Linked DNA regions of Homo sapiens: region 2 is linked to region 1. Evidence: chromatin loops called from intact Hi-C (ENCODE). Cell type or tissue: CD4-positive, alpha-beta T cell. All regions are shown on one strand. Links, peaks and the distances in the headings refer to the core of each region. The heading gives the core; the rest is flanking DNA.

Evidence for each region. Peaks named below come from ENCODE experiments on the same cell type or tissue, not always from the same donor. Only the 100,000 strongest peaks of a DNase experiment are listed, where the experiment ranks them.
Region 2: a loop joins it to region 1, with 5 times the contacts of the local background. A loop is called at or near these places in 7 of 110 quality-filtered maps.

Annotation. Positions count from the first base shown.
Region 1 is chr17:41,113,600-41,129,994 of GRCh38, forward strand. It overlaps KRTAP4-11 (keratin associated protein 4-11), which reads right to left and starts at 4,774. Exons shown (of 1, transcript NM_033059.4): 1 at 3,582-4,774. The coding sequence starts at 4,716. The coding sequence ends at 4,129. KRTAP4-12 (keratin associated protein 4-12) reads right to left here and starts at 10,583. Exons shown (of 1, transcript NM_031854.3): 1 at 9,492-10,583. The coding sequence starts at 10,523. The coding sequence ends at 9,918. RefSeq lists an enhancer at 9,710-10,263. In CD4-positive, alpha-beta T cell, for the core only: a CTCF peak has its summit at 6,887 (motif pointing right); a DNase peak (open chromatin) is centred at 6,922.
Region 2 is chr17:41,299,590-41,315,984 of GRCh38, forward strand. It overlaps KRTAP16-1 (keratin associated protein 16-1), which reads right to left and starts at 9,720. Exons shown (of 1, transcript NM_001146182.2): 1 at 8,111-9,720. The coding sequence starts at 9,664. The coding sequence ends at 8,111. It overlaps KRTAP29-1 (keratin associated like protein 29-1), which reads right to left and starts at 3,262. Exons shown (of 1, transcript NM_001257309.1): 1 at 2,237-3,262. The coding sequence starts at 3,262. The coding sequence ends at 2,237. KRTAP17-1 (keratin associated protein 17-1) reads right to left here and starts at 16,121. Exons shown (of 1, transcript NM_031964.2): 1 at 15,323-16,121. The coding sequence starts at 16,061. The coding sequence ends at 15,744. In CD4-positive, alpha-beta T cell, for the core only: no CTCF peak of the experiment used is centred there; a DNase peak (open chromatin) is centred at 9,012; H3K4me3 peaks cover 1,375 bases; H3K27ac peaks cover 2,499 bases.

The sequences.
Region 1 (16,395 bases), core at 4,458-9,457:
TTGGAGAAATTGGTCATTTTACCAAGGCTTTGACTGGAATGGTGTGCTCTCCTTTAAGGAATCAAATTTGACTTATGGAGCCAATAAAAGCCCCTTGGGAGAACTGGCCTCATACCTTATCTACACAGTCCCTGTACAGGGTTCCTGACCTGTGGTAAGTAAAGCATGTCACTTTCTAACAGTTCCAGGAGCCCCAAGTTTATCTTGGAACCTCAAGAGCAGAGGAATTCATGCAACTCATAGGTATTTGATGGTACAAATCCATGGCTAGGCTAAGCTTTCCAAAAGTCTTATCCGAAATTCCTTCTATGGAACAAAGTTCTGATAGGGACAGGGGGCTGAGAAATTCTAGGCAGAAAAGGGTAGGTCTCTGACAAAACCCCACCTTCAAGCTGAAAAGCCTTAAACCACGGCCCAAAGTGAGAACTTATATCCCTGTTTTCCTGCTTGAAAGTTGCCTTTTTCTAAACCACTCATGGCTCCATCCTGTCCATCCTATGCCTGTGAAGATGCCAGACTCAGCTGGCAGAGGCAAGAAGCAGCTGGACATTGGGAACTACAGCTGGACGTCAGAGAGAAGCAGCTTGATTCAGAGGGACAGCTTGATGGTGTAATCTTGGAGAAGAATCCAGCTGGATACAGCCTAACTTTGAGGAAGATTACCTACCCACCCCATCCTTTTTCAGCTCCGCTTTCTGCTAAGAGCCACTTTCATCAGCAACAAAATCCCCCACATTTACCATCCTTTGATTGGTTCATGTGACCTCACTTTTCCTGGACACAAGACAAGAGCTTGGGAGCCAGGAGAGCAGATACAAAAGACTGTCACACTGGCCCTCTGCCCTTGCTGGTGGAGGGCAGCTGCCTCACACAAAAAGGCAGAGGCCTCACTGAGCTGTTGACACTTAAGCCATCCATGGAAGGCAGAGTTAAAAGAACACTGTAACATGCCCTCTGGGGCTATGGGGGTCGCAGGCACCCCCACCTAGATGCTGCTGTGGGGCCCACACAGAGTTTGCTCCTGCCGGTGGCCAAAAGCACTCACTTTGGCTCCTGCACTGATTCACCTGCATGCTTCCTCCCACAAGCAGGGGACTGCAGCAGGTCCCAGTGAGTGAAGTTTGATCCTACCGTGCTGCAGTGCCGATTCCAGCACACGTGCACTCCAGTTCCTGCCTCATTTGCTTGCATGCTCGCTCCTGCAAGGAGTTGAGAGTGGCAGGCTGAATAAACGAGGCACCCGTCACAAGTCCCACAAAGGGGTCAGGGAAACATCCTGCTTCAGTTCCATCAAAGGCAATTTAAAAGCTTATGCAAAAAAAAAGTATTACTATGGCTGCGCTGTATACAAATAATCAGGTCAAGTATAATAAAGAAAATCAGCCCTGCCATGATTTGTCTTTAGTAAAAATGGGAAATGGGAGAGAGAAGAATTATGTTTCAAAAAATGATAATACACCTGTTGTTAGATTCTAGTCTTGCCTAATGTTTTCCCATTTTTATTATTTTCTACAGTTTCCACTGAATTCTAATTTTTCTTGGCTACAGGTCTTCAAAAGATTGTTTTCAGTTTTTTTTTCTTCTTCTTTCCCCCATTTTTCCTAATTTGGAGTCACTGAAAACTCATCTGTGCTTTTGTAAAGCCCTGCGAACTGGAGCTAGAGAATTTAAACTTCAGAAGAAAATACCAGCAACCTGTTTACATACATAAGCCACTTTCATACCTGCCTACTGATGTATGGACTTCAGAGTAATGTGGCCCATATTGATTTTCCAGGATTGTTCTTTTGTTTATTTTTGTTTTTCTCCCTTCCTCCCCCTATTTTCTCTTCATAGGACATGAAACTTCACAACCTGCTAAAAATGAACTTTCCTAATAACTCAGGAATTATCTTTCTAGGAATAAACAATCCTAGCCATGAGATATCAGATGAAACTTGAGACCAAAGACTGACTTTCTTCAAAAAGGCTTTCTCAAAAAGATTTTTAAGAAAAGGGGGGAAATTTGAAAGGAAAATAAACCTTGGGGCCCTGAAATCACTAAGGTAAAGGGGAAAGTCAAGCTGGGAACTGCTTAGGGCAAACCTGCCTCCCATTCTATTCACAGTCACCCCTCTGCTCACTGAGTTAAATGCATATCTGATTGCCTCCTTTGGAAAGGCTAATCAGAAACTCTAAAGAAAGCAACCATTTGTCTCTTATCTACCTATGACCTGGAAGCCCCTCCCCGCTTAGACTTGTCCCGCCTTTTCCGGACGGAACCACTGTTCATCTTACATATGTTGATTGATGTCTCATGTCTCCCTAAAATGTATAAAACCAAGCTGTGCTCTGACCACTTTGGGCACATGTCTTCAGAACCTCCTGAGGCTGTGTCACAGGTGTACATCCCCAACCTTGGCAAAATAAACTTTCTAAATAAACTGAGACCTGTCTCCGATTTTGGGGGTTCACAAGGCCATACTGACTTGTCCCCTGTGTGAAGCCCAGCAGGATCCTTTCACAGCAAGCTCTTTTCACTTGAACCTTTGTGCATCAGTGCCTAACTCTTTCACAAGATAAGGGGTCCTACAGAATCGAAGCAGACCCACCAGAGGGTTACAAGTTCCTGATACCTAGTACAACCTGGGAAAGAGAGCAAAAGCCCTTTATTCCTGATGCAGCTTCCCCAATCTCTAGCCAATTTGCACCAAAAGCCCAAGAAACTCCTAACTACAAATTCCTTCCTGGGGTGGGGTGTTTGGGAGGGTGGGCAGGGACTTCTCTGGGGTCCTGCATGCACAGCTAGGATCAAGGTTCAGCTTATAGTAACCATTTCCTCATTTTAATAGTAAAAACAACCACAACAAGAAAAACACCCCAAGGCGGAGATTTCATATGCTAATGATACATGCGATGGGTGTTAGACCACGTGGATCCTGAGCACATGTGCCAACCGCAGGTCTGCCTTTGCATACTTGACCTCACCAGTATTTTATGATTATGTACGTATAGCTCCCATAAAAGGAATTCCTCTTACAGCACTAGCTGCTGTCTCTCCCACTGAGCACCCCACTCTGCCTCTCAAAGAGTACTTTTGCTTTGCAACAAATTTCTTCGCTTACTCTTACTTTGGATTTGCTCTCAAATTCTTTTGCACAGCAAATTCAAGAACCTGAACTGGTCCACCGACAACAAAATAACAAAATTCCCTTATATAACATTTGGAGTCTGCCTTAACTGATTTGAATCAAGATGGAATGCAGTAGGATGAGATGTGCCTTTTAAATTTGACACAGAAGAGTGAGGAGTATTACCATGATATCATAAGTTCTAAAATCATGGATGAACTTACAAACAACAATACTGGGGCTTTACCTATCCCAAAGCATTCCATATATCAAATTGAAACAATCAAAAGCTTCTATTTTATTTTAGTTTATGCGTGACATTGGAGCAGTTTGGCACTATGAGTTCATCCCTGAAGTCTTACTTTGGAATCATGCTTTGAGAATCCCCTTCTACTGCATTCCCACCTCACCCCCATGAATCAGTAAACTCAGTGAAAATTATCACAAAAAAATGCAAAAAACAATAAAAGATTTCTAAATGAAAAGTTTAATACAATATATTTTGTGAACACAATAAAGATAAAGAACCAATAAAATAGAAAAATTCTGGCAAACTTGAACAAACAGAGACAAAGAGAGAACAGGGAGAAAGCAGGAGAGCATGGGAGGGGCAGCCTCCTACCTTTCCAAGAGAAAAGAATGACTGAAAGGCTGACAGACAAATAATATGTTTGAAATGGAGATAATGTGTACCTCACTGGGAAGGATATTCTGTAGGCTCAAAACGATTTAAAAAATGAGGAATTTAGAGGATTGGAATAATTTCTTAGCTAGTGGATTACAAATTATTTCATATTTGGTGCCATGACTGGAAGAGAAAGAAAGCAAGGGAGGGAGTTTAAAATGAACCAGAATGTTCTCACAGAGTCAGTGGGATGGTGATGGGCTCATTGGAAACATGAAGTCCACCCTGCTGAATGACATCAATCCCACTCCATGTGTCCTAATAGTCAGCACAGAAGAATGGTCTACAACTGTGGGCCTGCAGTGAAGGGAGAGATGAGCCAGGGCAGTGGGCTCAGCAGCAAGAGGAGGCACAGCACAAGGGGCGGGGGCAGCTGGAGATGACACAGGTTGGGCGATAGCAAGTGGTGTGGCAGGAGACTCGGCCACAGACTGGACGCAGGCAGCAGCAGGGGCGGCAGCAGCTGGATTCACAGCAAGAGGGGCGGCAGCAGCTGGAGATGCTGCAGCTGGGGTGGCAGCAGGTGGGCTGGCAGCACACAGACTGGCAGCACTGGGGTCTGCAGCAGCTGGACACACAGCAGCTGGGGCGACAGCAGCTGGAGATGCAGCATCTGGGGCGGCAGCAAGTGGGCTGGCAGCACATAGACTGGCAGCACTGGGGCTTGCAGCAGCTGGACACACAGCAGCTGGGGCGACAGCAGCTGGAGATGCAGCATCTGGGGCGGCAGCAGGTGGGCTGGCAGCACACAGACTGGCAGCACTGGGGCCTGCAGCAGCTGGACACACAGCAGCTGGGGCGACAGTAGGTGGTCCTGCAGCAGGTGGTCTCACAGCAGCTGGGGCGGCAGCAGGTCTCCTGGCAGAGGTCTCGGCCACAGCCTTGGTGAGAGCACACGGAGCCACAACAGGAGTTTACCATGGTGTCAGAGGGTGAAGGATCTAGTTGGGTTTCTAGGAGAGTGAAGTTCTTGTGTTTGGAAGTCTCCTGGGCCTGTAGTCCCTTTATACCCTCCTGAAGGCCCATTGCCACCACATCATTATTTCCTTGTTATTATTTACCTACTGGAAAAATTAATCATGTAATTACATCATTGTGTTTCCAGTTAAATACTCCAAAACAGAGAAAATAACCCATTTCCTTTTCCTGCTGTGCTCCTGTGTTTCCATTGGAAATGCATGTCATATTTCTTCATTAGTGGGGAGTCACCTTTGTCCCTGGTCTATGCAGTGTCTTTTACAAAGCACTGGTCACAGGACTCTCTGACATTTTGTTTTTAAATGTGACTCTCCCTCCTACCTGCAGATTGCTGTCTGCAAATCATGGGGGATGATTTTTATAATGTGAATGTATCTTTTGTTGTCAAAGAATGTCCTGGTCAGGTGAAATGTTGGGAAGGAATTAGAAGGAAGCACTCATTTGGGGAAGGATGTCCCATCTGTAATGAGGATGACTCTGATCCCATGTGTGCATCTCGGATGGTCGGGCAGATGGTCAGATCCCAAGAAGTTCTAAACTCTGTCAGATCTTATTCCACAGCCTCCAGCGAAAGTACTTACCCATGACTCACTGCCTTTAAAGGGTAAAAACACATTTTGCTGTATGTCTTACAGTATATGCATTATGAGTAGGAAGTTTTGATTTATCTTTTTTTTTTTTTTTGACAGATTCTCAATCTGTCGCCAGGCTGGAGTACAGTGGCATGATCTCTGCTCACTGCAACCTCCACCTCCTGGGTTCAAACGATTCTTTTGCCTCAGCCTCCCGAGTAAGGTGGTTTGCGCCATCACACCCAGCTTACTTTTGTATTTTTAGTAGAGACAGGGTTTCACCATGTTGGCCAAGATGGTCTCGATCTCTTGACCCCGTGATCCACCTGCCTTGGCTTCCCAAAGTGTTGGGATTGCAGGCATGAGCCCCCAACACCCAGCCTGATTAATCTTTGATCATCAAAATTGCATGATGGATTTTTCATTTACAAAAGCATTTGTTATATATAAAGAATATTTAGAATTATTAAGCCTTCAATAACATGCATCCAAGATGTTCTATTGGGTACTCTGGGTGTAGAACAGATAAACCCTCAACTTTTTCTTGCAGGTACTTGCATAAGACACATGGATAGGAAACAGTTTGGCAGAAATGAAAAGAATTACAATTATTTTCATTAAACAACTAAAATAAGAAATGTATAATATGTGGATAAGTTCCATACACCCTCATGGTATGTATATTACTTGTGAAGTATTGACTATGTAGCAGGCATTGTACCAAATATCTTACATTTGTTTCATTTTCACGCTTTAATAGAACCTTATGAACTAGTTTATATTCTTATTAGTCTTTTAGGGGAATACTCAAAAGAAGCATTAAAAACTTAAAACAAACAAACAAACAACTTGTCCAAGGTTAAAGAGAAAGTAAGCCTAATATGTCTTAGTGTAGCCAAGAAAGCCGTAAAGAATACAATTTGCTAAGCTTGCTGAAACTGCTTCATCTTCTTGGAATGTTTCATCTTTTTTTGTCCACTCTGCAAACTCCTACTCATGTGTCAAGACCCAGTTAAAATATTTCCTCCTCAATAATATCTTTCCTGCTAAGCTACCCCATTCATGTATCATGATTTCCTGCCTTGTGCTCATAATTTATACATTCTCCTGTATCATAGTCATTTACTTCTGTCTTTCCACCACGTGCAATGCAAATACCCTGAAGGCTTGCGCTATGGCATTTATTCTCGTTACCATGATACTCAGCACAGAGAACACTGGTGGTAAATGTTTGTTGAGTGAATGAAGGTTTTTTTGATGACATAGAGGCATGTAAGGTCCTTTAAAAAATGTATATATCTTTTGACTTCTGGATAAAAGGGAGGAAAACATCCCAAACAAAGAAATCATAATTTCATTTCAGGAAGACTAAACTCATTTGTGTGATAGGTAACATGTCACCCGATAAATAACATACGTGGAAACTGCGGAAGTCAAGATTCAATTTATAGAATGAGACTTGTTTATAGATAACCAAGAATACAGTGTTGAACGTGCATGCCTATATTCACACAGTAAAAAGACAGGAAGGAAGTAAACGCCAGATGGTAGCACTGGTTCTCCTTCACCTCCTGACTTCCTCGTTTTACTCTTGTTGATTGAAATAACTATTATTTCCTGTTTCGTATCAGTCAGCCAAAAATGTTTGCTGATAATCTGTTGTCTTAGCTTAAATTCTACCCAATGCAAACCTTGAGAAAAAGACCTGAGTGCACATAATTTATTTGGGGGATGATCCCAGGAAGCACAAGTGAGGAAACGGTGAAAGTAAGACAGGAAAGGTAGAAAATCCCAACAGTGTTTGTGTTAATGGTAAGGCCCCCACTGTGGGCAGCTGGGGACGAACCCCAGGGACAAGCCTGAGGCTGGAGGCACTTGGCCACCATGATTGCACACCTGTAAAATCCTGTAGAGTCAGCTGGGTATTAGTGTGAATCGCGAGATCAGATAAAATATGAACTTATACTAATCCATAGACTTTTTATACACTAGCAATAATTCTCTCTAAAATTTAATGGAGAAAAATCACACACTGGGGCCTGTCGTGGGGTGGGGGGAGGGAGGAGGGATAGCATTAGGAGAAATACCTAATGTAAATGACGAGTTAATGGGTGCAGCACACCAACATGGCACATGTATACATATGTAACAAACCTGCACGTTGTGCACATGTACCCTAGAACTTAAAGTATAATAAAAAAAAAAAGAAGCATGTACTCACAGTTCTCAAGAGTAAATAGAAAAATATGTAAATAAATCTGCCAAGCCTTTGTGAAGGAAAATGTTAACATTTCCGGAAGGACATAAAATAATGTTTGAATAAATGTCAGAACAAGAGATGTGCAACGAAAGCCAAGTTTTCAAATAAATACATACATGTTTTATGCATGCATTTAATGAGGATGTATCTCAATTTGCAACATTAGGTATTGAATGGGATTGGCAAAGATCATGATGGGAAACTTACTTTTGTTCACATTGTCACATTCTTTTGTATTGTCTAAATGTTTAAAGAGCATATATTTGTGTATAAATGATCTAAACATCCTTAGAAAATAATAAATGTGATTTATATAAAATTCATAATTTTTCTACATATTCTGTTAAATATATTTTCTGCTATTATGTTTACATTCTTATTTCTTTCAGGAACTAAAATATTAAAAGTACATTTCAGTCAGTCATTTGAGCTCTCAAATTAGCTATCATGAATTTCAAATTGTTTTGGGGGACAGGCTGGGTTCCCCAGGAAGCAGTCACTGAGATGGAGAGCAATATGCAGGAGGTTTATTGAAGCATGCTCTTGGGATTAACACTGGGGAGGGCAGGGGAGGGGAAAGGGAGGGGAGGGGAAAGGGAAAGGGAAGGGGAAGGGGAGGGAAAGGGAAGGGAAGGGAAGGGAAGGGAAGGGAAGGGAAGGGAAGGGAAGGGAAGGGAAGGGAAAGGAAGGGAAAGTGAGAGAAAGATCAAGTTTGACACTGGGATAAATCAAACTGCAGGGCAATCTCCGTGGAAGTCTCAGATGAACCTATAGGGAGTTCTGGAGATGAGATGACCCATTAGAGGCATCCCTAGTTGGGGAGAAATGTGGGTCTTTATAGTTTCATCCTAAAAAAAGGGCATGACTTTGGACGAAAAGAAAAAAAATCAGTCTCCAGCATACCTGTGAGTTTTCACTAGGCCTGCTTCCTTCATTTCCATCACCTGCCTGGCCGTGAAGGTGGCCCTCTCTACATGGCAGCATGAACTCCCCATTGAAACTCTGCCAGTCAGAATGAAGGAGATCCACTGTGTTTGTGTTGAGGATTCATTACACATGACTCAGTAGAAAATACATGGACTTTGCTAAACCACCTAATAGCTGCTTTTACTGGAAAAAAAAAGAAATTGAAATACAGTGTTTTAAAAGATCACAGCTCTGTGCACAATAGTAAAGACATGGAATCAGTCTAGGTGCCCATCAACAGTGCATTGGATAAAGAACATGTGACATTTTCACACCATGGAATACTACACAGCCATAAAAAAGAATGAAATTTTGTCCTTTGCAGCAACATGGATGTGGCTGGAGGACATTATCTTAAGCAAATTTTTCCAGGAACAGAAAACCAAATATTGCATGTTGTCACTTACAAATGGGAGCTAAACATTGGATACACATGGACACAAAGATGAGAACAATTGGGGACTCCAAAAAGGGGGGAGAGAGGGAGAGAGGAAGGGCTAAAAATGACCCACTGCTCAGTACCTGGTGACAGAATCATTTGTAGCCCAAACCTCAGCATCACACAACATGTAACAAATACGAATATGTACTCTTTGATTCTAAAATAAAAGTTGAAATTATTTTTTAAAAGATGATGAGTTGTGATCAATCTTTCAAAACGTTTCCCCTGTTGTTATATTCATGGATATTTCATGACTTCAGCTTCACTCTTTTTGTCTAAAGAATACAAAATGACTAATTGATTTGCCTAAGCCTGAAAAGACTTTTCTAGAAAAAAACTAGGCAGTGATCGATGTCAGTTGACCTCTGTTAGAAGGTTGACTAATCTGTGCTGTGAGCCCTACAGGTGTAGTTAAATGTAATCACCCAGGACCTAAATATAAAACCCTTTTTAAAAAGAGAATAAGAATCATATTCAATTTTCAGTGCCAATAGAATAGAGGTTTATTTTGGTACATGGAAATAACAAGGTACAAAAATGTTTGCAAAAGACTTTAAGAGAGAGACTTCACTGGACTTCAAGGTTGGAGGCTTTAAGATCTGTGGCCCTACAAATGATGGAGGCAATCTTCAAATTCCTTAGGCATGATGAATAAATGTCCTGAAGTCAAAGAGGTGGGAGGATGTTGGAGGACAATTTGTCAATTTATTAGGAGATTGTCAATGAATTCCTTTGGAAGGAAGGGAGTTTGGACAAAAGGTAGAATGCAAATACAGAATTTCTAAGGATGAGGTTTGCTTATGGGACCCAGATCAATTCTCTTGAACAGTCCGCATGTTTGCAATGAGAGCCTTCATCTGTAGGAAAGGACGTAATAAGGAAGTGGTGTGTTCACAGCAGAGATTTAGCAGCAAGAGGAGGCACAGCACAAGGGGCGGGGGCAGGTGGAGATGACACAGGTTGGGCGATAGCAAGTGGTGTGGCAGGAGACTCGGCCACAGACTGGACGCAGGCAGCAGCAGGGGCGGCAGCAGCTGGATTCACAGCAAGAGGGGCAGCAGCTGCTGGAGATGCAGCAGCTGGGGCGGCAGCAGGTGGGCTGGCAGCACACAGACTGGCAGCACTGGGGTCTGCAGCAGCTGGACACACAGCAGCTGGGGCGGCAGCAAGTGGTCCTGCAGCAGGTGGTCTGACAGCAGCTGGGGCGGCAGCAGGTGGGCTGGCAGCACACAGACTGGCAGCACTGGGGTCTGCAGCAGCTGGACACACAGCAGCTGGGGCGGCAGCAGGTGGTCCTACAGCAGGTGGTCTGACAGCAGCTGGGGCGGCAGCAGGTGGGCTGACAGCACACAGACTGGCAGCACTGGGGCCTGCAGCAGCTGGACACACAGCAGCTGGGGCGGCAGCAGGTGGTCCTGCAGCAGGTGGTCTGGCAGCAGCTGGGGCGGCAGCAGTTCTCCAGGCCACAGCCCTGGTCAGAGCACACAGAGCCACAACAGGAGTTGACCATGGTGTCAGAGGGTGGAGGTTCTCGGTGGGTTTCCAGGAGAGTGAGTGTTCTGAGTTTGATCTCTCCTTGTTCTCTCTTTTGCTTTTTATACCCTGCTGAGAACCACTATGACAATGTGAATAATCTTGTGGTTTGCACATTACTAATAGAGAATCAGTTGTTTTTTAGTAAATTAGATAGTTGTCCTTATCTGGTAAATATTTCTATAAATAGAAAAGGCAACATTTCCTTTTCCTGTTGTATTCTGAGCTATCCAATTTGGTTAAGCCAAGTGAATCAGCTCTCATTCTCCTTCCTTCATCTGATGTGTCTTCTGATGTGTAGACCCATTACATGACATTGTTTGATTGGATTTCATAAGTTAATTCTTTATTTATTTGACTCCTGGATAATAAGTTGAAAATAGATTTTATGATGACTAAATCTCCTCTGCTCTCAAAGAGGTTAAAAATAAATTACATAGAATGCTGGTAGGAAAATGTGATGAAAGATTCATCTTTGGGGGGTGATAGGAGGTAACTTGTGTATAATAAGGAACACTGTGATTCCTTTGAATTTTGTGGCTGGTCAGTGAGATATAAAAGATCCCACTGAAATTCCTGTTTCATGTTATTGACTCTATTTAGCTTGAAACAGATATAATGCAATGATTCATTGCTTTACAAGTAAAAATACATTGGCATGATAGGTCCCTTTATAAATTATTGTTGGCATGTTCTTCAGAGATGGGGATCATAAGGAACATTTTTGTTCTATTTTGTTGGTAAGTCAAGATACCCACTGAATGTGTTTAACTGAAGTGTTATTGAAAGTAGATTTTCTCATACTCGAAAGCTGCTTTTTCTCACAATGTATGTTGGAGATATTTTGCTTGATACATGGAGAAAAGAAACAAAGGATCAAGTTTAATTTCTGTCCTACAGAAGCTTAAACAAGACAAATAAGAAACATGTATAGGAAAGAATTTAGCAACTATTTAGAGAATGGTGTGATTAGTGAACAAAATAACAATTATGTATTTAATCTGTACACTTCCAATGAAAGATGAAACAATACTAATAGTTATAATTTTTTGAGTGCTTACTATGTGTCAGGAATTTTCTGAGTCCTCTATAATTGTTATCTTGTTTATACTTCACAAGGATTCTGCTATGTAGACACAATTTTTCTAAATTCTTTACATCCAAGGTACTTGAGGCCCAGATAGATTGAAGTCACACAGTCTGTAACAGGGAAAGGGCGTCTCTCCTAGAGTGTTCAAGGAACATTTTGCGCATGAACATTTTGCAATTAAATCCCTCCTGATATTTAAAAACAATTATTTATAATTAAAAAGATGCAAGGTATGTTCTCACTCCTAAGTGGGAGTTGAACAATGAGATCACATGGACACAGGGAGGGGAACATCACACACTGGAGCCTGTCGGGGGTGAGGGACAAGGGGAGGGAGAGCATTAGGACAAATACCTGATGCATGTCGGGCTTAAAACCCAGATGACGGATTGATAGGTGCAGCAAACCATCATGGCATATGTATAACTATGTAACAGACCTGCATGTTCTGCACATGTATCCCAAAACTTAAAGTAAAATTTAAAAAAAAAAAATGTATGGTAAGAAACCATCATAAACAAAGTAAAAACACAAATGACTAAATAATAAAAAAAGAACTAGCAATTAATATCACGGACAAAGGGTTAATAGTATATAAAAGACTTCTGAGACTGGACACGGTGGCTCACACCTGTAATCCCAGCACTTTGGGATGCCAAGGCAGGCGGATTGTTTGAGGTTAGGAATTTGAGACCAACTTGGTTAACTTGGCAAAACCCCATCTCTACCAAAAAAACAAAAAAAAGCAAAAAAAAAAAAAAAAATGGCGAGGTGGCATGCATCTGTGGTCTGTGGTCCCAGCTACTCAGGAAGCTAAGGTGGGAGGATTGCCTGAGCCCAGGAGGCGGAGGTTGCAGTGAGCCAAGATTGCACCACTGCACTCCAGCCTGGGTGACAGAAGAAGAAGAAAAAAAGGCTTCTGGAAATAGATAGAAAACAGACCAACAGCCTAATGGGAAAATAAAATGCAAATATTTTACCACCATATAAATATACTCAATCTCATGCATAGTAAGAGAAATGAAATAATATGGTACGATACTTCTCACCTGTTAGATTATCAAAAATTCAAAATCTGATAGCATTCTCTGGAAGTGAGATGATGTGAAAATAGGCATGCTCGTATTTGTCTTGTGAAGGTTTGGCAATAACTAGCAGCATTATTCTTTGACTCAGCTATCCCAATTCCATAAAATATCTCAAAGATACTCAGGTAAATATATGAAAGATATTGCACAAGACGATTCATAAGAGTTCTATTTGGGAAAAAAACTAAAAACTACAACAACACTGGATACAACCCAGGTGTCCTTCAATAGGGTACTGGTGTATAAACTGTGGTGCCTTCCCATGATGGAGTACTATGCAGCTGTCAAAAGGAATAAGGAGTGTCTCTATAGGCTACTATAAATTAATCTCCAGTAGATATTGTTAGGAGACGATAAAGCAGTGGAGGAAAATGTGTACAATTGTTCTGCAACAATGTTTTAAAAATCCAGGATATAAATATTGAAAGTATATTTGCTTACACTTTAAAAAACGACAGAAGAATAGAGAGAGAGGAGATGAGAAAACAGGAAAGAGGGACTTCTGTCAAAACATCAAATTGTGCATTTTAAGTACATGCAGTTTATTTATTATATGTCAATTGTAATTTAATGTAGCTGAAAAAAAAAGAAAAAAATAATGGAAGAATCAACCACATTTGGTTTTGTTGTTGTTGTTGTTGTTGTTGTTGTTTGAGACGGAGTCTCACGTTGTCACCCAGGCTGGAGTGCAGTGGAGCGATCTTGGCTCACTGCAACTTCCACCTCCTGTGTTCAAGCAATTCTCTGCCTCAGCCTCCTGAGTAACTGGGATTACAGGCGCCCACCACCACACCCAGTTAATTTTTGTATTTTTAATAGACATGGGGTTTCACCATCTTGGCCAGGCTGGTCTTGAACACCTGACCTCATGATTCCCTGCCTCAGCCTCGCAAAAGTGCTGAGATTACAGGCGTGAGCCACCGCACCCAGCCCATGTTTGTTTTTTAAAAATTGACCCATAGAGGATGGAGGGAATAGAATAGAGAAGATAGAAACAGACACTAGATTATTTTTGAATGTATCTTTTTCTGTAGCTTGGACTTTGCACCCATGTAAATATTTTACATACTTATAAAAATATTAAATTTTTAAAATCTCTCAAAATCACTAAAACCACCACCACAACAATGGAATCTAACTGTATATCCAGGCATAACTTCAGAGAAAGTAACTATCCCAAGGCCAAAATGTTTTTTTCAAAAACCTGTTAAGTTTGTTTGCAATAACTACACTGTTGTTATTAGTATTGGCAATATTATTCCAAGATTGTTGTGCAAGCATTAGGTAATAAAGAAAATGAGTAATTACATCAAGGAACTGTTATTTTTGGCAAGGAATAAAAGAGATTTAGGAAAAAGATATGAGGTTAAGTAAAAATCCTGTAATTATCAGTAGAAACGCTGATGTACTTTATCTTTTAAGCAAATATTTTCTAGTTGTGGACACTGAAAAAGTTGAGAGAAAATAATCAATTTAGTAATACTCATCATTTTTACATTTCAATCTTTCGTCCCAAATGCCATATTCACTACAAGGAACAGGGGTTCCTTGGAGAAATGGCTGAATATAAGTGTGGGTAAGGAAATATACAAATGAACCTGGAATATCTTATTATATATATATTAAAAAAAATCTACTAGATTCACGTCAAAAGTAGCCAGAGACCAACTTGAAGTTTGTTATTTGAGCACCAATGGGGATATGAACTGGAACCCACAGGTTCATATTGACAGGAGTTAAAAAAAATACTTTGGTCAGCTTTGAATGATGTTCCATTAGCAAGATTAACCAAGAAAAGGGAGAAAAAATCTAAATAACCTCACTAAGAAATGAAATGGGAGCTATTACAACTGACACCACACAAATACAAAAGATCATTCAAGGCTACTATGAACACCTTTATGCACATAAACTAGAAAACCTAGAAGAGATGGATAAATTCAGGGAAAAATACAACCCTCTTAACTTAAATCGAGAAGAATTAGATACCCTGAACAGACCAATAACAACCAGTGAGATTGAATGGTAATTAAAAAATTACCAACAAAAAAAAGTCCAGGACTAGGCAGATTCACAGCAGAATTCTACTAGACATTCAAAGAAGAATTGGTAACAATCCTTTTGACACTATTCCACAAGATAGACAATTAAGGTATCCTCCCTAATTCATTCTATGAAGCCAGCATCACCCTAATACCAAAACCAGAAAATGACATAACCAAAAAAGAAAACTACAGACCAATATCCTTGATGAATATAGATGCTAAAATCCTTAACAAAATACTAGCTAACTGAATCCAACAACATATCAAAAAGATAATCCACCATAATCAAGTGGGTTTCATACCAGGGATGCAGGGATGGTTTAACATATGCAAGTCAATAACTGTGATACACCACATAAACAAAATTAAAAACAACAATCACATAATCATCTCAATAGATGCAGAAAAAACATTTGACAAAATCCAGCATCCTTTTATTATTAAAACCCTCAGCAAAATCAGCGTACAGGGGACATATCTTAATGTAATAAAAGCCATCTATGACAAACCCACGGCCAACATAATACTGAATGGGGAAATGTTGAAAGCATTACCTCTGAGAACAGGAACAAGACAAGGGTGCCCACTCTCCCACTCTTCTTCAACATAGTACTGGAAGCCCTAGCCAGAGCAGTCAGACAAGAGAAAGAAATAAAGGGCATCCAAATCAGTAAAGAGGAAGTCAAACTGTCCCTGTTTGCTGACAGTATGGTTGTTTACCTTGAAAACTCTAAGGATTCCTCCAGAAAGCTCCTAGAACTGATGAAAGAATTCAGCAAAATTTCCAGATATAAGATTAATGTACACAAATCACCAGCTCTTCTATACACCAACAGCGACCAAACGGAGAATCAAATCAAGAACTCAACCCCTTTAACAATAGCTGCAAAAAAAAAAAAAAATACTTAGGAATATACTTAACAAAGGAGACAAAAGACCTTTACAAGGAAAACTACAAAACACTGTTGAAAGAAATCATAGACGATAGAAACAAATGGAAACACATCCAATGCTCATGGATGAGTAGAATCAATATTGTGAAAATGATCATACTGCCAAAAGCAGTCTACAAATTCAATGCCATCCCCATCAAAATACCACCATCATTCTTCACAGAGTTGGAAAAAACAATTCTAAAATTCATATGGGACCAAAAAAGAGCCCACATAACCAAAGCAAGACTAAGCAAAAAGAACAAATCTGGAGGCATCACACTATCTGATTTCAAACTACATTCTAAGGCCATAGTCACCAAAACAGTGTGGTACTGGCATAAAAATAGGCACATGGATCAATGGAACAGAATAGAGAACCCAGAAATAAACTCAAATACTTACAGCCAACTGATCTTCGACAAAGCAAACAAAAACATAAAATAATATTCTTATTAATTTTTCTCCACAGTTTCTCTCATTAATTCCATAGTGGATTAGAGTATTTGATTATTGGCTTGTCTTATTTTTATTCTTATATTAACTGTAGCTTCTGTATGTGAAGTTTTATCTCTATATTTATGTGTTGATTGTAGCCTTTAGCATAATACTTTTTCCTACTTTGTCTTCTGTAATGCTTTTTGTGTAAGTCTAACTTGTGGGATAGAAGAATTGTAGCCCCTGCTTTCTTCCA
Region 2 (16,395 bases), core at 6,958-11,957, 190 kb after region 1:
CAGTTTGAGAATATTTAGAACCTCACAGAACACATCAACAAACTCACAAGATCATGTAAATAAATGAGCCCTCAGAGGTAGAATAAACTAACTTCTTCGTGTTATAGATTAGCACCCTGGTGTTACATAAGGTCATACAGTAAATAAGTGGCCAGGATGCAACTCAAGCCTTCTCCTTTGAGCCGTGGTCTAGTGCTTTTTCCTCACCACCACCATAGAAGTCCTCCTCTGAGTTGCATTTCCAAGCAGGTCATAAGGCAAATGCCCATACTCTTGTCCTTCAGTGACCTTGATGTCTCATTATTCCCGGGCTCTTTTGGTTAGTTTTCCTTCATCTGTAAGGTTTTTTTTAGAATGTCCCACACATATTGGCAAGACCTATTTAACTACTGAGAACCTCAAATCACAGTGATTGAGAGGACTGGAACGAGAGATGCTCAGCCAGTGACCATCAGGTAAGTTTATGAGCAGATCCTAAGGTCCCTCCTCGGGTTGGGGAGAAGGCCCGATCTGGGAGAAAGTCAGGGCACTGGTCATAAAGACATAAGGACAGAAGTCCAACCATTTAAACTGGGACAGGAGTCATCCAAAGGGCAGGGGGGAACAAGAGGGTGATATCAGCTGGGCCAGTTAGATGGGGAAGGCTAAAATGCTAAAATCAGTCTTTTAGTGCACTTTACTCAGGTTTGGCTAGGCATGTTTTATAGGCAATTGTAAATCATGGAGCAAATAAATCAACCTTAAGTGCAGCCATACAACTAAGTTGAAATGTGGTGTGTGTCTGTGTGTGAGTGTGTGTGTGCATGTATGTGTGTGCATCTGTATCTGAGTGTGTGTGTGTGTACCTGTATGCATCTATATGTGTGTGCATGTGTGTGGGTAGAAAAGGTACTGAAGGCAATACCCATACATAGTTAGAAATAAAAGGAAAATACCCATTAGAAGACTAGAACAGATCTAGCTACTTGAACTGTTGAAATGATAAGCCCACCTATATCTAGGGATTCAAGAAGCATTCAATGCTTCTTGAATTCAATTCAAGAAGAGATTCAGTGCTGACATTAGTCAATTCAACTGCAGGTAGAAATTCTCCACCTGGACCCTTCCATGTTCAGGTGCTAGATTTTGTTCTTATGGCCATCCCCCTCTTTTTTGACCCAGAACCTTCTTTCAAGACTACGACCCTTGTGATTCTAAAACTGGGGATAAAACAATTAATAGTCTCTCTACAGATCCAAAGTATACCTCAGTGACAGAAAAATGTGAACTATGAAGATTTGTTTGCTAGTTACCAAATTATTGCTGCTCACCTACAGGTACACCCTTCATTGCCTGCTCTATGATAATACAAAGGGATCCTATGAATATTTCTCCTTAGCCAGCTGACACAATGTCCCAGGCAGGAGAATCGCTTGAACCCAGGAGGCAGAGGTTGCGGTGGGCCGAGATCACGCTCTTGCACTCCAGCCTGGGCAACAAGAGTGAAACTCTGTGTCAAAAAAAAAAAAAAAAAAAAAAGAATCTTAAATGAATTAACCCTAAGCTATTCTCTATGGCCAATACCTCATGTTTGTTTTCATCTGTGGCTTTCCAGAACCATTTTTGTTGTTGGCTTCCTGTCTACTCACTATAGGGAAAATGAGCCCACTCAGCTCAAAAGAACTCTTGGTGGTGAAAATTTTGGAAGCCAGTGAACTGTTTGCCCTTACTCTCGTCCAGCTGGAGAATCTATAATCCTAGACACTAGCTACCCTTGCAGACCAATGCAGACCCACTGACTTAGATGACTCAGGCTCATTGTGTTCAAATGTGACCTGAAGGAAATCTACATAGAGGTGTGTGTAGGAATGAAAGCACTCCAGGAGTCTTATTTATTATACTTAACCAGTCACATTTTTATTAGCAGCTGGCAGCAACGAGGTCTTCTGAAAGACCAGGCAGCATCAAGAAAGAGAAACAAGAGAGGGTTTGCTAAAGTGAAATGAATTGACATCATCAGGAAATGCAAGCAGCAGTGTGGTAGTCCATGGTTGCTGAAAGGTTATTCTCGGTTAAGAAGGATCTCTTCGTGCCTGGACAAGTTCCCTGGTCAGCACCTGGAGAGAATGTGAAGGTGGAATCAGGGTAAAGTTAGAAAGCAGGCAGCATTTGTACTCGGTGGGAGGCAGGCACCCAGGGATGGCTATGCATTTATAGACAGCCGCAGACCCTCAGAGGAGGTGTGAAGAGGGCTCCATTAACAAAGTGTTGCCTTGCAGAAGCTGGACTCACAGCTGGGTTGGCATGAAGTCGGCAAGCAATTGGAGCCACTACTGGGTGATGTGCCTAAACCAGTCACACAGCAAGCTGATTTGCAGCCACTCTGGTTATAGGAAGGGGGTCCATCACAAGTTGGTTGGCCAGAAATCACAGTGTCACAAGAAGCTGGTTTGCAACAGTTCTTTGTGGAACAAGGGGCCTGGCAGTTAGCCACTGGCTGGTAGATGAAGCATGTGGAAGGAACCAGTTGGCAGTGAGGTGGCTGGCAATGGGAAGGCACACAGCAAGTAGTATTGCAAGAACTGAACACACAAGTCGATGGCTGGCAGGGAACAGGCATGTAGAGGGCTGATTGGCAAGGCTTGAAAATATAGCAGATGGGTTGATAATAAGTTGATTTACAGGGCTGGCCTTCACCACTGACGGGTTGACATGAACTTCCTTGGCACCAAGTTGGTTGGCATGGACTAGCTGTACAGATGGTTGGTAGGCAAGAAGTTTCCGGACAGGAGGTCACTTCAGAGCAGGATGGCTGGCAGGATCCAGCATCACAGCAGACTGATTGGCCACAAGCTGCCTGACATGATCCAGACATGCAGACAGATTCCTGGCAGGAGCTTTGCTGGCAGGGACTGGCATCGCAGCACTTTTCCTGACAACAAGTAGATTCCGAGCAGGATGGCTGACATGAGCTAACCAGACAAGGAGACTGACCAGTGCCAGACTGATAGCAGGCTGCGTGGGAGCACATAGGTTGGCAAACAAAACCCACACAAGACGTTGCTGGAAGGCGGGTAGGTTGACACGAAGCAGGATCACAGCCACTTGGGGCACCAATGGATGGCTGACAGCTTTCTTGGCATGTGACCAGTTGCCACATTCTGCTGTGGCAGGAACTAGGCAAACAGAGAGCATGTCGAAATCCACCTTTAACTGGGTATGTGGTGATGGTGGGCACAGCTGGAATGGCTGTGGTGTTTCCAGGACAACAGCCGTCTGCCATGGTGCTGGTGCTGACCTTGCTGGGAAGTTGCAAGCTCAGTATACCTGCATTGGAAAGACATCCGATACAGAGGGGCTTTTATAGTCCTTCACTAGGGGTGTTGGCACGCCATGCAGCATCTTTCCTTGTTATTGTTTTTACTCATTTGCATGCAAACATCTGATTAGCAGGCTTCAGGAGCCTGGGAGATGTTTCAACTTTGAAAAGGTGTCTGTTGAGTCGGGAGTTTTCTGCGCTGCATTTGGATTCGTTGACACTGCTCCTGCTCTTGGATGAGCTGTCTCTTTTACAGGTTGCTCTCCAGCCTCACTGAAGCAGGCCTTTCCTGGCACTAACCTTTCATCAGGAGGCCTCTGCCAAGCCAGAGTGGCCCTGCTGTTCCTCCAGGAATGCAGCTTTGCACCATTCAATCAGAAATGAAGCCTTGACCCAGTTTGGGGAGAGGATGTCAAGACGGGAAATGGAAAATTAGTCCAAGGAACCCAGGGACACTTAAGTGCCTCTACCTCTTTTTAAAACCTTCCCATTTATCATTCCTGAAACTTGTTTACTAGTACTATTACTAATAATAACAATAGAAATGGCTTTCATTTATTGCATAGTTACTAGATCAAGTCCTTGGCTGCATTTTTCACTGGATCCTCACAATGACTTCAGTAAGTATAATTGTCATCACTATGTTAGAAGTGGCAAAACTAAAAAAAAGTAATAAATAAAGAAGAAACCAGGTTTAAAACAAAGTTAAGATTAAAATATAAAACTTCATTGGCCCTTTTAGGAAGCTTAAAATCTCCCCCAAATTGGTTCCTCTCAAGATTTTTTTAGAACAGAAAAGAAGAAAACAGAAGTGGCAAAACTCATAGAGTTTAAATCATGTTCCCAAAATTATGCAAATGAAAAGGGGTAGAAACAAAATTCAAACCTAGCTTTGTCTGACCACCAAACCCCTGATCTTAACCACCTATTAGACCCCCTGACTTTGGGGAGGCAGGGAGAAGGCGACACTGATATAGTGGCTGCAGGCTGACACCCCTATGGCAACAGACTGGCTCGTGAGCAGGTTGCCCAGGCCCCATCCTGGGGATCCTCCGCCCACTCCAGTGACTGTAATCAGCAGCTAGACCACACTGGTGTGAGTACTTACCTCTACTTATCAATACACTCAAACACAGTCTTTTAATTTTGGAAATTTTTTAAACTACCAAATATTTCATCAGGAAGTATCAAACCCACCCTAGGGCATCAATAGCATATGAATTCTATACAAATAAAAACACGCCAGCAGTGATAATAAAAAAAATCACTGTAAAGTGGTGTTAATGTTAAACCAATCCCTTCCAAGAGGAATTCGTGAGGGACTTTCTTGGCCCTTCTGCTTTTCCTCCGGGCTTGTCCTGGCTCCGCATCACCAACCAGGTCCGGTGTTCTACACCAGCCAACGTTCTGGCCGGTTCACGCTGGAGGCACATGACGGAGTGGAAAGATCACGGTGTGGGGAGCCAGATGGGGCTGGCCTTGATTTCTGGCTCTGCCACTAACTCATTCTGTTGAATATGTTAGCTAATTACCTAAGTCTTCAAAGTATGGCGATTTCATCAACTGCGTTGTCATGTCTCAGGTTAGTTTTTTGTGGGTGTTTGTTTGCTTTGGTTGCTTCACAAATTATTGAAAATACTGAAAACGCTGAAGGGTACTTTGCAAACCCCCAGCTACAAAATGCCTTCTCCTTGGCACCCTCTTCACCTCCATTTTAAAAAGAAGAGAAACATTTTTGATCAGAACAATGTCTGGAAAACCTTCTCCCCTGCCATTGAAATGCCTTTTTCCCCACAGTTGGTTTCTATGTCACACCATGGATCACTTCTTTTGCCCTCCTTCTTGTCTGTATTCATGTTGGCATCTTTCAATCTGCAGGAATCCATGCACTGTGTTTTATTGCTGAATATTTACCCCCAAAGCTCTTCATCTTCCCAGAGGATGTATTTAATACTTTCAGTCTTACCAAATATGTCAATCAAACTGGGAACATGAGCATGTTTGAAAAATCACATCAACTTCAGTCCAATATCCTATACCACTTTTATAGTTTTAAAGCAATCCATTCTACATCCATTTTTCTCTAAGTGATTCTGCTCTTGTTTTCTTTTCTCCTAAAGGAAACTCTTAATAGCAAGAACATCTGTCTTGCTGTAGTTCAAGGCACTAAAAACACCTAGTGTATCAACAAAGACACCTGTGACCACATTGAGACATATCATGATCCATACAGAACCTAGGCTTTGGAAAGAACTGGGTTTTAGTCATTTGCATGTTACTTATTAGCCATGACAATCGTGAATTTTATCACTCCCTTTATATATATGTGTTTGTGTGTGTACATATGTGTATAAATGCATGTATACTCATACATATGTGTGTCTGTGGTTTTTGAACAATACACACATATATGTTTGAGTGTGTGTATATATATACACACATTATATTAATATACATAAATATATACACACACGTATGGTTTTCTGGAGCTTGTTTATATCAATCAACACTATGTTAGTAAGATTCATCCATGCTATTGCATGTCGCCATTTTCCAGTCATCTTCACAGTATAATATCCCATTGGGTGAATATACCACAATTTAATTGTCCATTGATGGGCACTTGGATTGTTTGTCCTTCGAATTCTGCATCTTATGTATAGGTGAAAAAATAGGAGAGAATACATATTACTTCAAAGAATTGCTGTAATCCATATGAAATGCTTAGTCCAGTGCTTGGCACAGAGGTTCAAAACCCTAGCCAACTCCTGTGTGTGTGTGTGTGTGTGTGTGTGTGTGTGTGTTTAGACAGAATCTCTCTCTGTCGCCCAGGCTGGAGTGCAGTGAAGTGATCTTGGCTCACTGCAACCTCCTTCCAGATTCAAGCAATTCTCCTGCCTCAGCCTCCTAGTAGCTGGGACTACAGGCGTGCGCCACCATGACCAGCTAATTTTTGTATTTTTAGTAGAGATGCGGTTTCACCACGTTGGCCAGGCTGGTCTCGAACTCCTGACCTCAGGTGATTCACCCACCTCGGCCTCCCGAAGTGCTGGGATTATAGGCTTTAGCCACAGCATCCGGCTGGCCAACTCCCCTCTTGACTCTGGAAGGAGACAATGATAAATCCCAATGGCTTGATGAGACAGTAACTCCAACACCAATGTGATTAAGTTTTGCTTTTGACTTTCTCCCTCTGCCATAGTCTGACCCAGTGGTTCTCAAACAGGGGTGATTTTTGCACTCCCAGGCAATGTTTGGCAATGTCTGGAGACATTTGTGATCATCACCCTCAAAGGATGCTACTAGAATCTGGTTCATAGAGGCCAGGGATGCTGCTTAACATCCTATAATTCACAGGACAGCCTTTACAACAAAGAATCGCCCAGCCCAAAATGTCAATAATGCTGAAGTTGAGAAGCCCTGGTCGACCCTCACACTGTGCTCATGATGACTCAAGCTGCCCCTTGAGGACAAGGAATAGGCCTCCATTCTGTGCACTAAGTGTAGGGAGTGACTGCTTTGAAGAGACTCTGTCCTTGGATTTTGTAAGATACAGAATTTATCCTATGAGTGTCTTGGAGGAAGTAGGAGAACATAAACAAAATTCTCACACAAGAAATCCAAGTTACCCAACCTTCTTTGTTGTAAGTATGATCCCTGATCCCCACTTGTTTTTCTTCCTGTGGACCCAAAAACAATTGGCTTCCTTTCCTCCCCAGTCTCTCTATATCCAGAACCATGTTCTTCCATTGAGTTCTCCACACCAACCAAGGCCAGAGGGATGTTCCAAAACCAGTGCTCTTCCTGTCACCTCCTTGCATGCAGCCCCTTGATGCTTTCATGTCAGCCCTGCATCAAACCGAAATACCTCTGTCTAGCATGCAAGACCCCACATAGACAGATCACTGTCTACGACCTGACCTCATGGCTCATTCCTCAAAGAACAACTCTCCCATGCCTCACCTAATGAACAATTTGCCCTCAAGCCCCATTCACTTGTACAAGTCTCCTTTGCCTAGAAAGTTTTTCCTTTCCTGTTTGTAACTGGTTAATTCCTACTCATACTGAAAGACTCGATGCCAGTATCACATTCTCCAATAATTCTTTCCTTGTTCCCCAACTATGCTCTGCTGAGTTCATGGTGCTCTATGCTTATCTCCAAGTACTTGGCACAAAGGAATGTCATAATTGTCTTGCTGCCCACCAGAGAGTGAGTTTCTTGAGAACAAAGACTGAGACTTCTTATGTTTATTCTTAGAGCTAAACACAGTCCCTGGCACCTAGCTGCTGTCTAATAATGCCAGAGGGATGGGTGGGTGGATGGATGGTTGAATGGAGCTGCTGTTAAAGAAGAAGCAAGTCACTGATGAGACTATGGCATTAATGGAAGAGCAAGGAGAACAGCAAGTTGCTTCAGCTTAGCCACCTTTATTGGACAGTTACATATTTTACCTGATTGGAGAAGTCCCTAAGGAACACAAGCATGCATAGCAAGGGAGCACATACATGATGACAGAAAAAACTACATGCAGGAAAGAGACCCGAGATGATGTGGCAAAGCAGCTCTTCTCAGCTTAATCGTAGCAGAAGACAAGAACCTGGAATGTCTCCCTCTCACTGTCCAGAAGGCCTTCATTTAAGTGATCAGGATACTGACATTTCTGATGAGTTCTTTGAGGGGTAAGCCGATTGTGAGTAACAATGCAGAAAGAAAGAGCTCCTAGCTAAGTCATAATGAGCTTTGGGGAGGACAGTGCAGTTTTGTCTCTAGCTGGTGGCTTGACTTGCAAGAATTGGGGGGCTGAAGCCAATTTAGCAGTTGGCAGGCTTGCTGGCAGCAGGCTGAGCTGCTGCGGCCTCACGGGTGGTTGGGCTGATGGGTTTGGCTTCAGTGGGCTGGCAGGGAGCCTCTTCTGAGACATCCACCTTGCAGGGGGTTGTGTCAACACAATCCAGTTGGCTGGAAGTGGATTTTTTGCAATCCCGTTTGCAAGAGTCAGACTCAGTGCAAGATGGGCGGAAGTAGACTGGGCGGCAAGAGTAGGAAGTGACACAGGCTGGGCGGCGCAGGATGGAGTAGCATGGGCGATAGCAGGCAGGACGGTAGGAGATGGATGTCATGTATGGCTGCCTATAGGTGAGGAGTCCAGAGCAGATTGGGCGGCAGATCGGACGGGAGACCGGGCGGTAGGAAATCGTAGCACTGCAAGGCCGTTTGCTGGAACTGGGTATGTAGAAAGTCCTAGGACAAGTTGGTCGGCAGATGGCAGATGCAGAAGACCCTGGACTGCAGGAAAGAGGTCGGCAGGAGGTAGATGGGCAGGAAACTGGCTCAGGGCAGACAGAAGGACAGCGCTTGACTACATAGCAAGTAGGTTGGCATGGACTGGACACACAGACAGCTGGTGAGCAGGGGCTGGGCTCAGAGCAGATGGGTTGGCAGATACTGGAGACACAACAAGAAGGCTCTTGGCAAGTGCTGGGGACAGAAGGTGGCTCGCACGAGCTCTGAACACAGCAGACAGGGCGGAGGCAAACTGGCTCACAGACCAGAGCCACACACGTAGCTGGCTGGCAGATGCTAGACTCTGAGCAACTTGGCTCACAAGGGCTGGGGTCACAGCAGACAGCCTGGCAGCTACTGGTCACAGAGCAGGTAGGTGTCGGGCACACCGGCTGACAGCAGGAAGGCTCACAGACCACAGGTTGGCAGGAACTAGGCAGGGTGCAGACAGCTGAACAGCAGCTGGGCTCACAGACAACTGGCTGGCAGCAGCTGGATTTGCAGAGGACAGGCTGGCAGGAAGTGGGCACACAGAGGACTGGTTGGCAGGAAGTGGCTTCAGAGCCTACAGGCTGGCAGCAGCTGCTCACGGAGCAAGAAGGCTCACAAATAGCAGGCTCACAGCACACAGGTTGAGCACAGCTGCTCACGGAACAAGAAGGCTCACAAACGGTGGCCTCAAAGCACACAGGTTGGCAGCAGTTGCTCACTGAGCAAGAAGGCTCACAGATGGTGGCCTCGAAGCACACAGGTTGGTAGCAGTTGCTCACAGAGCAAGAAGGCTCACAGGTGGTGGCCTCACAGCACACGGGTTGGCAGCCGCTGCTCACGGAGCAAGAAGGCTCACAAATGACAGGATCACAGCACAGGGGTTGGGCACAGCTACTCACAGGACAGGAGGGCTGACGGCACTGTGGCCCACAGCTGGATGATCCACAGCTGTCTTGACAAGTCACCAGCTGCCATGTCTGGCTCTGGCAGGAACTGGGCAGGCAGATGGGGCCTCCACAGCTCACCTCAGTGGAGCAGAGAGAGGTGGCTGGCACGGAGAAGCATTTCCTAGAAGAGCAACTGCCAGACATGGTGGAGGTGGCCGTGCTTCCTTGTGCTGAGTGCTGAGAGGTTGCTGCCTCACTGTGACAGCTCCCTGAGGCCCTCACTTTTATACCCCCTCACTGGCGTGTTCTGTTTGGGACTCCTGCATCTTTTCCTCATTGTTGTTTGGGCCAGTTTGCAGAGGAACATCTTATTATACCACCGTTTGTTGATCTGGAAGCTGTTTATCTACCCGTAAAGAAGGTGTTTATTTATTGATGTGCTAAATTTGGAATCCTCAGAGCTACAGGTAGTCTTGGAAGAAGCATCCTCACCTCCAAACTGGATAATCTATATTTCTGAGCATTGTGAACAGGGAAAGAAGAATGAAACTTATGATTTATCCACCTTCTAGTCTTCCATACAGGGCCCTGGGTTGGATTCAGAGGATGCCACAGGAATAAGACCTATTCACCCATTCTCTTGGATCTCGCCTTCTAGTGGGCAGATAAGCATGCAGACAAACTCACTGCAATACAATAATAAGTTCAACAATAGACATACAGAGATTAATTGAGAGGAGAGGTGATGAACTCAGTTGGGAAAAGAACAACTGGGCTGGATTTTAAATGACTGCACCTTACAGCAATGATCTTGCTTAAAACCACCAGCAATCTCATGAGGCAGAGATTTTTCTCCACCATTAGAAATGAATAAATGGTCCAGGAACCATGGCTCACGCCTGTAATCCCAGCACTTTGGGAGGCTGAGGCAGGCAGATCACCTGAAGTCAGAAGTTCGAGACCAGATTGGCCAACATGGCAAAAACCCATCTCCACTAAAAATATAAAAAATAGCCAGGCATGGTGGCACACACCTGTAATCCCAAATGCTTGGGAGGCTAAGGCAGGAGAATCACTTGAACCTGGGAGGTGGAGGTTGCAGTGAGCCAAGATCAAGCCACTGCACTCCTGCCTGGGTGACAGAGGAAGACTCTGTCAAAAAAAGAAAAAGAAAAAAAAGGAAGGAAGGAAGGAAAGAAGGAAGGAAGGAATGAAGGAAGGAAAGAAGGAAAGAAGGAAGGAAGGAAGAAAGAAGGAAATAAAGAAAGAAAAGAAAGAAAGAAGAAAGAAAAGAAGAAAGAAAGAAAGAAAGAAAGAAAGAAAGAAAGAAAGAAAGAAAGGAAAGAAAGAAAGAAAGAAGGAAAGAAAGAAAGAAAGAAAGAAAGAAAGAAAGAAAGAAAAGAAAGAAAGAAAGAGAAAGAAATGAAGAAATGGGGGCAGAGGGTCAGAAAGTTTCAGTCACTTGCTAAAGATCACACACAGTCTGTCCCTGATCTAAGGCGGCTGTCCCTCCTTCTCACCAACCTGTCTAGACCTACCTTTCTCAGAAGACTTCATCAAAGTCACATATCGCCAGCTTAGCCCACCGCTGTCCTCCATGCTATCCCATGAACATAGAACATTGGCTTGACCTGTTCCTGGAAATCATGTGACCCAGCCTTTCTGCTCTTCCTCAAGCATTCATTAGACCTCCAGGGTCTTCCTTGCTTTTAATGATTTTGACAGTTCCTTTAAAAAAAAAAAATCTCCAAGACCCAAAGGGTAAATAGTAAAAACAAGAGACTTCTCAGGTGTGTCTCTCAAAGACTTTGTGAACAAAAGACTCGTCTTTGCTACTCTTGAGACAGATGAAGGGAGAAATGAATCCTAGGTTTCTGAATTCCAGGACTTAACATCTTGCTCAGTGAAGGGCCTAGTTTGCCTCCACCATGTGTTTTCATCAACACAAAAGGCAGGCTCTCGCTTGGAAAAGCTGAGCCATTCTGCCATCCATTGTGCCATCCATTCATCCCTCCCTTCATTTATTAATTCATGCAATCATTGACTCAGTTTCTCTTTTATTTATGCACTCAACTCAGCCAACACTGGGTTCTGTGTGATAGATACAAAAAGAGTGAGTTGTAATTCTGGCCACAAGGAGCCCAAGTTTAGAAGAGAGATAGACACATCTATAAGCAAGTATGGTACAGAATGCAAGTGTTGTGAAAGAGGGATGCAGGGGGTGGATGCAGCAGAGAGAGATAGCTGGTATGGAGAGGCATTTCCTAGAACAGCATCTGCCAGACATGGTAGAGGTGGCCATGCTTCCTGTGAGTGCTGAGAGGTCACTGCCTGACTGTGACAGCTCCCCGAGGCCCTCACTTTGGAGGCACCCAGGAGAGATATTGACATGGTTTTTGGAGGCTGGGCATGGTGGCTCACACCTGTAATCCCAACACTTTGAGAGGCTGAGGTGAGTGTATCACTTGAGGTCAGGAGTTCGAGACAAGCCGGGCCAACATGGAGAAACCCTGTCCCTACTAAAAATACAAAAATTAGCTGGGCATGCTGACATGTGCCTGTAATTCCAGCTGCACTTGGGAGGCTGAGGCAGGAGAATTGCTTGAACCCGGGAGGCAGAGGTTGCAGTGAGCCAAGATGGCACTATGGGTGACAGAGCGAGACTCTGTCCCAAAGGAAAATTTTTAAAAGGACATGGTTTTTGGGGAATTAGAGAAGCCTTTTCAAGTAATATGAAGGCTCAAAGAGAGTGGACAAAAAGGGGGTCATAAAGGCAGGAAAAGGATAAGATGTGGAAATCAAAGACATAGAGCACATAACATTTGGGAAGCAGCAAATGGTTCAACATATCCAGGATGAAAAGCAGAGGGGATAGGAGGGAAAAGCAGTGGGGCTAGAGGGGTTACTAGGCACCCAATCATGAAAGGTCTTGTGGACCATGATTAAGAAGTTGTATTTTTTTAATGATAATGAGGGTTTAAGCAGGAGAGTAACTTGATCAGGGTTGCCCTTTCAGAAGGATGTGTCCCCTCTCTCTGGATGTGGAGAAGGGAGGTTGAGGGCAAGTCTGAAGGCAGGGAGACCATTAGGGGTCTGTGGCAATCACTTAGAAGTTTCATGGCAACAACCTGAATTGGGCAGGTTCAGAGACCTGAGAGACGGGTCATGGTAGTTGAAAATGGAGGATTAGGAACAGGGAGTGCCATTCTTTTAAATGTGGCTCTCAAGCAGTGGGCAAAGAAGACTTTTGGACAGGCCTGCAGAGGCAAACACAGAGGAGATGCTGAGACCCTTCTCTTTTCCATTCACTTCTCTTCCTCAGCTAAACCAGCAGTGAATGGAAGTCCGCCCCACAAACAAATTTCTCATAAACTCTCTCAGCCAAGAAACTCATCCATTGTGCTGGAATGTCATCTCTTCGAAGAATCCTTCCCTGCTAAATGAAAAGGCAGGTCATTCAACTATGTAGCCCATTTCTACTTTATTCTTCTTTATGGCTCTTATCACCCCTTGACCTCATATAAGCACCATGAGGGCAAGGACCTTGTCTATTCACAGATGCATACCCAGCATCCAGAGCAGCAGCTGATACATTGGAGGCACACGATTAGCATTTATTGAGTGAATAAATGAGAACCTCTGTGGATAGCTAAGAAGGGCAAGCCTGTATCAGTAATTCAAAAATCACTACCGCCACACATGCATCCAGGAGGCATGACCGTGCGCAATAGAATAATCAGCTGCTCTGAATCACAACTACTCAGTGCAGATTCACTGGTCTCTGGACAAGTGTGTCCCATTGGCAGCTCCTGCTTTGGCGGTGGCTTTGTCTTAGGGGTTAAAGAGCCAGTTCCTAGGAAGCCAGTTCCAGCCAGAGTGAAAATGGCTCAAATAGTAGAGTCCGAAACTGAACCAAGGCAGAGTCAAATCTCAGGTTCTCTCCAAAAGAAGACATTAATAATACTGCTGGGTTCATAAATGAAAGAAAAAAATGAAAACACAATGAGCTACCACTATACACCTGCTGGAATGGCTAGAAATAAAAAGACTGATAATATTAAGTGTTACCAAGGACATAGACACTGGAACTCTCAGACATTGCTGGTTGGAATACAAAATGCTGTGGCCACTTTGCAAAACAACTCGGCAGTTTCACATAAGGTTAAGCATTCACTTACCATTTAAACAGCCATCCAATTGCTAAGTATTTATCCAAAACAAAGCATATGTTCACCAAAAAAAAAAAATTGTACGAGAATGCTCATAGCAGCTTCATTCATAATAGCCAGAAACACAAAAGAATCCAAATGCCCATAAGTAGGTGAATATATTTTTAATGTAGTTTATCTGTATAATGGGATGCCATTCAGTAGAAAAAAAAATGAATTATTGATACCTGCAACAATGAACAGATACAAAACATGATAGGCAAAATGAAAAATAGTGCATACTGCATGATTTCTTTTATATGAAATTCTAGACATGGTGAAATCTGTAGTAACATAAAGAACAGGTTGATGGTTGCCAGGGTCTGGGGGTGGGGGAAGAACTGACTGCAAAGACAAACTGGGAATTTTGGGGGTGATGGAAAGTTCCATAAAGATCTTGAGTGCAGTGGTGGTTACATAAGTATACACGAATGTCAGATCACATCATACTGTTCACTAAAAATGGGAACTTTTTATTATATGTAAATTATATTTCAATAAAGTTGACCATAAAAAATGAAACAAAAAAATTTTTTAAAGAAAAAGGTAAAAGCAACATAATCCCAGTTTTATTCATAACTATGCTTAGAAAACAGTCTGGAAAGCTTATCAGTAATAGACTCTGAGTGGTGAGCCTTCGAATGCTATATTCTTTATATGTTTCTGTATTTTTTCATTTTTTAGAGTTCATTGCTATGCTTATAATCAGAAAAAAATTTTTCTTTGTCAAATGAAACATCGCTTTGTAGGCATAAAAATAAATACTATTTTTCCAGGGCAAGAGCAAAATTAGTTTTATTACACACACAGCTTAAGGTCACTTTCAACAAAAGGTTGATCAACTGTCTTTTGAGTTTTAACCTCCCAGGTGGACCCACACACCTTGGCTGGGCCCTACCTAGCAGAGGTATACTCACTCCCTCCTCCTTAGAACTCAGGCAGAAGAAACGTAGCTGGTTCCAGGTAAGACAACCTAGCACAGAAAAGTGAGACTGGACCAAGCATGAGGCTGGAAGAAGGAACTGTACTGCGCAGAACATCCTCAGAAACTGTGAATTCACTAGCTTTGCCATTAGAAATCCTTTCCATTCAGAACCAATCTTGTTTTACCAAAGCCTCCTTTCCGACTTTGCCAGAAAGTTCTGATCAAGCCTGAAGCCCTCCTGCAGAACCATCCTAGGAGAGCTGTAGTGCAGAAGAAAGCCATGCCCCTCAATCACCATTAAATGTGGCCAGCATCAGCATTCACCCAGGAGCTTTTAAAAATGCAGGTCCCTAGGGACTCTAGGCCCTAGAGCTAACGGGTAAAATCTCCAGTGATAAAACCCAATGATCTATATTTTTAAAAGCTTTTCAAGTGAATCTCATGCAGCACACGGAAGCTTCCGTCTAGATCTATGGTTCTCAAACTTCAGTGCATAAGAATTATCTAAGGTTCTTGTTAAAAACACAGATTCCCAGGCCACACTTTGGTGGATTCTGATTCTGTATGTCTTAGGGAGGGCCTCAGAGTCTCCAGTTTTAACAAGCTCCCAGGTGATTCCGACGCAGGTGATCCAAAAACCACAATTCAAAAACCCTAAGGCAGATGCCAGAGTGAATTTTTCTAACCCAGTCCTCAGCAGGGAGGTCAAGGAAGAGGCAAGAGAACTAATTAGGTTATGCCAGCATGCTCAAATTTATTAAGAGGCTCACAAAGAAGATGGACCTTTTTTGCATCTCAAAGCTGCAGAAAGCCAGGGCGGAGGATCAGTCCCAAAGACACCTTGAAGAAGAGGATGTCTTATAGTACAAGACATTGAACTTCATGTGAATAAGTAAAGTATTGGGGATTCACCCTTGAGCTTGGGATCACTTAGTTGTGACCGAGTTTTAATGTTTCATCAGAGTATGGCTCTTGTTCTCGGTGCCTTGAAATACCAGAGAAGGTGTTGGAGAACAAGCCCTCCTCTACAAATCACAGAAAGACAAGACACTGTCTTGGGGGTATGGAAGGTTCTGGACACGAGGGGCTGTCCCCCTGGAGCAGATGGAGGCTTTCGGTGGGACTGCATCAGTGGTGGAGGGAAAGGTCTTCATTTTGTGTCGCATATAGGTGTGGGCTGGCAGCACACAGGCCCACAGCACCCGGAGCCGCAGCAACTGGACCCACAGCAACTGGATCCACAGCAGCCACCCCCGCAGCCTCCGCAGCCTCCACAGCCTCCGCAGCCAGATCCACAGCAAGACGATCCGCAGCAGCTGCCCCCGCAGCCAGAGCCCCCGCAGCCAGAGCCCCCACAGCCACAGCAGGAGCCGCAGCAGCCACAGCAGCCCGGCTGACAGCAGCACTCTTCACAGCAGTTTTGCTCCTGGGTGCAGCAGGTGAAGCAGTCCCCCGGGCAGCACCCCATGGTCCGGGCCCGTCAGCTCGCAGGTCGGTAACGCAGCCGGAGTTCCCCACGACTGACGGTGGCCAGCCATCTGGATGGCAGCTTTTATATCCCCTCACCCAGGCATGAGGGACGGGATGTTTTCTTTGTTATTATTTATGCAAGTTTCCATAAGACCGGCTCATTAACTGGCTGTTTATTTTCCAGTCCTGAGTACCTCAACTCATAAAAACGCCCCACTCCTGCCAACTGCTGTTTATCCAGAGGGTAAAAATACATCTTCGAAAAGACCTGTCATCATGGCCAAGCATCTGCCAGCTGTCATTAGCCCAGGTTGGAGATGGGAAGGGGAAGC